Regions from separate parts of the Homo sapiens genome. Here region 1 is linked to region 2. A link is an interaction called in ENCODE POLR2A ChIA-PET data of the cell type or tissue named here. Cell type or tissue: MCF 10A. All regions are shown on one strand. Links, peaks and the distances in the headings refer to the core of each region. The heading gives the core; the rest is flanking DNA.

The links. Peaks named below come from ENCODE experiments on the same cell type or tissue, not always from the same donor. Only the 100,000 strongest peaks of a DNase experiment are listed, where the experiment ranks them.
Region 1: POLR2A ChIA-PET joins it to region 2 with 5 read pairs; 3 of 35 experiments call an interaction of 5 or more read pairs at or near these places.

What each region holds. Positions count from the first base shown.
Region 1 is chr12:95,241,668-95,244,585 of GRCh38, forward strand. The region is part of intron 1 of VEZT (vezatin, adherens junctions transmembrane protein); the gene reads left to right. Among named protein-coding and RNA genes, the nearest start is that of VEZT, 25 kb to the left of the region's middle. In MCF 10A, for the core only: no CTCF peak of the experiment used is centred there; no DNase peak of the experiment used is centred there.
Region 2 is chr12:95,101,946-95,104,863 of GRCh38, forward strand. The region is part of intron 14 of FGD6 (FYVE, RhoGEF and PH domain containing 6); the gene reads right to left. Among named protein-coding and RNA genes, the nearest start is that of NR2C1, 30 kb to the left of the region's middle. In MCF 10A, for the core only: no CTCF peak of the experiment used is centred there; a DNase peak (open chromatin) is centred at 1,436.

The sequences.
Region 1 (2,918 bases), core at 163-2,662, 140 kb after region 2:
GTTGTGCAGTGATGATTTACTTTGAGAACCACTGCTTTATAAGAACATAGTAGTTTTTTTGTTTCTACTTTTTGTTTTTAACTGTCTTGTTTAATGGTGATTTTAAAACATGGCTCAGAAAAATCACATAATTGAGAATAGTTTATTCCATGAACTTTACATTAGTTTGTGGAAAGAAAATGTGAATAATTCAAATTGACAGGTAAGTAGACACTTATTTGTGCCTCCACTGAGACTAGCAACTTGAAATCATGTTGCTAGAGGATACCTTTGATATTTGTTGACCTTGGCGAAAATATTAAAAAGCGTAGACATTGTTGCAGGAAGTTTGCAAGTCCAAATACTTGCTCATCATTTTCTGAATTTTTTAAAAATAAACACAAAAAATAGCACATGTACAAGTTACACTAGTTGATACACATGTGATTAACTCATAAATTTATTTTAGATCTTATCTATATTAACATTTGCTTTTTGTCGTATTCTCTTTCAATAGACATTAAAACTACCACTACTATGGAAGTACCACTACTAGATGGAAGTTTGACCTGGACATGGTGGCTCACACTTGTAATCCCAGCACTTTGAGAGGCCAAGGTGGGAGGATCGCTTGAGGCCAGGAGTTCAAGATCAGCCTGGGCAGCATAGTGAGACCCCATCTCTAAAAAAAATAAAAATAAAAATAAAATCACCTGAGACTATTAGATAGAAGTTTGTAAGACTCTAATGGGTTTTTTCTGGTTTTTATTTTGTTTTGTTTTCTTTTCTTTTTTAGAGACAGGATTTTGCTATGTTGCCTAGGCTGGAGTGCAGTAGCTATTCACAAGTGTGATCATAGGCCCTACGGCCTCAAACTCCTGGGCTCAAGCAGGCATCCTCAGTAGCTGGGACTACGTGTGGAGTGTTTTAAAATCTAATAAAATGGGCCGGGCGTGGTGGCTCACGCCTGTAATCCCAGTACTTTGGGAGGCTGAGGCAGGCAGATCACCTGAGGTCAGGAGTTCGAGACCAGACTGGCCAACCTGGTAAAACCCTGTATTTGTAAAAATACAAAAGTCAGCTGGGCGTGGTGGCTGGCTCCTGTAATCCCAGCTACTTGGGAGGCTAAGGCAGGAGAATCACTTGAACCTGGGAGGCGGAGGTTGCAGTGAGCCGAGATGGTGCCATTGCACTCCAGCCTGGGTGACAAGAGCATAACTCCATCTCACCAAAAAAAAAAAAAAAAAAAATCAGTAAAATGATATTTTCCCCAGATTATAATAATAAGTTGAATTTTTTCAAGTTTACATTTTTGTTCCATAGTATTTTCTTAAGCCTTTTATACCAGACTTTAGGAAAACCTAGCATCTGATTTTTAAAAGACTTTTATTATAGACCTTAAAAATGTATTTTAAGGGAGAGAATACTACAATGAAAACTCCATGGCCAGGCCTGGTGGCTTATGCCTGTAATTCCTGCACTTTGGGAGGTTTGAGGTGGGCAGATCACTTGAGCTCAGGAGTTCCAGACCAGCCTGGGCAACCTGGTGAAACCCCATCACTACCAAAAATACAAAAAGTGAGCTGAGGGTGGTGGTGCATGCCTGTGGTCCCAGCTACTTGGGAGACAGAGATGGGAGGATCACTTGGAGGTTGCCGTGAGCAGAGATAGTGTCACTGCACTCCAACCTGGGTGACAGAGTGAGACACCATCTCAAAAAAAAAAAAAAAAAAAGCTCCATTTACCCATCACTCAGCTTCAGCTTCAGCTTCAGCAGCTGTTAACATTTTACCAAACTGTCTCATCTATTCCTCTCACCCTCCCCCATCTTTTTTCTTGGTGTATTTTAAAGCAAATACCATGTGACTCCCATTTGGCCTGTTATAAATAAATAAATAAAAATAAAGCAAATATCAGACATTACCTAATTTCACCTGTAAATGTATCAGTATGTATCTCTAACAGACAAGTACTTGCTGTGATTTAGGTGTGGTTTGTCCCTGCCAAAACTCATGTTGAAATTTAATTGCCATGCTACGATGTTGGGAGGTAGAACCTTTAAGAGGTAGGACCTAATGGGAGGCATTTAGGTCACGAGGCTCCACTTTCATGGATGGCTTGGTGCCATTCTCACAATAGTGAGTGAGTTCTTGCTCTCTCAAAACTGAATTAGTTCTCTTGGGAACTGATTAATTCCTGAAAGAGCAGGTTGTTATAAAGTAAGGACTTTCTTAGGGCTTGGCCCCTTTGCACATACCCACTCCCGCTTTGACCTTCTACCATATTATATCTAGGCAGCAGAGCCCTTGCTAGAAGCCAGTGGCATGCTCTTGAACTTCCCAGCCTGCAGAACTATGAGCTAAGTAAGCTTCTTTCTTTATAAAATATGCAGTGTCAAGTATTCTGTTATAGCAACACAAAACAGACTAAAAACTCTTTTTTTTTTTTCCTTTTTCAAGATAACTCTGGCCAGGCACAGTGCCTTACACCTATAATCCCAGTGCTTTGGGCCGAGGTGGGAGGATCACATGAGCCCAGGGGTTGGAGACCAGCCTGGGCAACATAGTGAGACCCTGTCTCTAAAATAAAAAACAATTAGCCGGACATAATGGCACATACCTGTAGTACCAGCTACACAGGAGGTTGAGGTGGGAGGATTCCTCGAGCCCAGGAGTTTGAGGCTGCAGTGAGCTATGCACACCACTGCATGGGTGACAGAACGAGACCCTGTTTCTAAATAAATAAATAATGATAACCCCAATATAATTATCTCATCTGACAAAATTAATAATAATTTCCTAATATCTAATACCTAGTCTGTGTTTGGGCTTCCTTAAATTCTCAAAAATGCCTTCTTACAGTTGTTCCAAGCAGAATCCAAAACAAGTCCCTACGTTGCATTTGGGTGATACGTCACTTTAGTCTTTCCCCACCCTCTT
Region 2 (2,918 bases), core at 121-2,620:
GCTGGGATTACAGGCATGAGCCACTTAGCACCGGCCTTGTTCTCTGAACTTTTGTTCAAACTCCTCTATCCCTCAAAAACGAAAAAAGGGCTGAACACAATCCTGCCTGTAGCACTTTGGGAGGCTGAGTGGGGGTGGATCACCTGAGGTCAGGAGTTCAAGACCAGCCTGGCCAATATGGTGAAAGGTCATCTCTATCTTAAAATTAAAAAAGATGGCCAGACGTGGTGACTCACGCCTGTAATCCCAGCACTTTGGGAGGGTGAGGTGGGTGGATCACTTGAGGTCAGGAGTTTAAGACCAGCCTGGGCAACATGGTGAAACCCTGTCTCTACTAAAAATTAAAAACTTAGCTGGGCATGGTGGCGCATGCCTGTAGTCCCAGCTTCTTGGGAGGCTGAGGCACAAGGATCGCTTGAAGCCGGGAGGCGGGGGCTGCAGTCAGCCGAGATCGTGCCACTGCACTCCAGCCTGGGTGACAGAGCGAGACCCTTTCTCAAAAAAAAAAAAAAAAAAAAAAAACACAACAACAATAAAGGAAAAGAAAAGAAAAAGTCACAATGCTAAGTGATTGAGAGTTTACCTGCACTCTCTAAATATTGGTATCTGGTGGATGCTTCAGGTACCCCCAAGAAATTTGCTTGTTCTGACTGCTAGCTGCGAAGCATTTGACAAACCCTAGACACAGGTATTTGTCTTCTCCTGTCATCCTGTATGTCAGGCAGCAGTAGCCATTGCATTTCAGAGGAGTAGCACACCCCAGGATGACTCTTGTGGTCCTCTGATTTTGGGAAGTCAGACATTTGGTTTGAGTCCTTGACATTCATGGACGTAAGCAAAATTATAAAGGTTGTCAGAAACACCTAGGTTCAAATCACAGCTCCACTGCTTACTACTCGTGTAACCTTAGATGTGTTATTGAACCTCTCTGAGCCTCCATTTTTCTAATCTGGAAGATCAAGATAATATCCACCCCACAAAGTTATCATAGAACTTAAAAGAGAAAATAAATATAAAACGAAACATGAGCACTGTGACTGATGCAGAGTAATAAATGATTCTGGCCACTACTCCACCTGCTCCTAAGATCCTAGTTGATTTCAGTGGTATGGACAATTGGAAACAGACTGCCTGGTTTCAAATCCTGGCTCTGCTAGTATAGCTGAGTGGCTTTTCTCAGCATAGAATGGGTATAATAACGACAACTTGCCTTACAGGTTGCTGTGAAGATGAAACGAAGTACTACACATAAAGTCTTTATGATGGTGCCTGGCATACAGTAAGTGTTACAAAAGCGTTTGCTTCTATTTTTATTAGATCAAAGGTTAGGTCTGAGAAGACAGTGTCTCATTATTTAGATTGTGCAGTGGAGCATGCTATGACTATTGGCATCTCTCCCTTCACCAGTCAAACCTTCCCAAATACCCACTTCCGCCACTCAGTCAGTAACTCAGTAATGTATTTTTATGAGTCATAGAGTTTCAGGTTTCCTCAGCACTTGAATTACATTATGGCAACATATTAAGTCACTGCAGGTTCCGGTCTGGGGCAAGGTGGTATCATAAATAATAATGGATTTCTTTTCCCGCCCTCCCTCCATTCTTTCTGAGATGGAGTCTTGCTCTATCACCCAGGCTGGAGTGCAGTGGAGTGATCTCGGTTCACTGCAACCTCCACCACCCAGGTTCAAGTGATTCTCCTGCCTCAGCCTCCCAAGTAGCTGGGATCATAGGCACATGCCACCATGTCTGGCTAATTTTTTTGTATTTTTAGTAGAGATGGGGTTTCACCATGTTGGCCAGGCTGGTCTCAAACTCCTGACCTCAGGTGATCCACCCGCCTTGGCCTCCCAAAGTGCTTGATTACAGGCGTAAGCTACTGCACCCAGCCCATAACAATGGACTTAAAAGCAAAAGACTTCGATTTGCATCCTGGCTGTGTCAAATATGTATCCGTAAGACAGCAACTCCATTTTTCTGTAATTTAGTTTCCTAATTTTTAGAAGGAGATTACACCTACCTCATAGGTTTGTTAGAACCTTTAAGTGACACCTACAAATTTCCTAATAACCTATAAAGCACTAGTTGTTCTTAAAAACAATTTGAAATAGCCACTTAAAAAATGATCAGCAAAGCACTTTCACCATTGTTATTCTATTCAGAAGAACATTTTAATCTCTGTGCTTCTAGCATACTGTTGCCTCTGCTCTCAGCCACTTCCTTGCATGGTAAATCAAGAGTAAAACTGCACGGTATTGGGAAAGAAGAAAAAGAAGAACAAAAAGTCAGTAGCTAACCTAAGTGCAAAAAGTGTTGGCAATATCTTTCCCTGTTATACTCACAAAAATCTATGTTTATGTATTCTTAAAAATAGGCCGGCACAGTGACTCACACCTGTAATCTCAGCACTTTGGGAAGCTAAGGTGGGAAGATTGCATGAGCTCAGGAGTTCAAGATCAGCCTGGGGAACATATGGAGACCCCATCTCTAAAAAAAAAATTTTTTTTTTTGAGACAGAATCTCTCTCTGTCACCTAGGCTGGAGTGCAGTGGTGGGATCTTCGCTCACTGCAACCTCCGCCTCCTGGGTTCAAGCAATTCTCCTGCCTCAGCCTCCTGAGTAGCTGGGACTACAGGTGCCTGCCACCATACTTGGCTAATTTTTGTATTGTTAGTAGAGATGGGGTTTAATCATGTTCATGTTAGCTAGGCTGGTCTCAAACTCCTGACCTCAAGTGATCTGCCCAGCTCAGCCTCCCGAAGTCCTGGTATTACAGGGGTGAGCTACCACACCTGGCATACAAAAAAATATTTTTAAAGTTAGCCGGGTATGGTAGTGCATGCCTGTGGTCCCAGCTACTCAAGAGGCTGAGGTGGGAGAACTGCTTGGGCCATGGAGGTGGAGGCTGCAGTGAGCCGT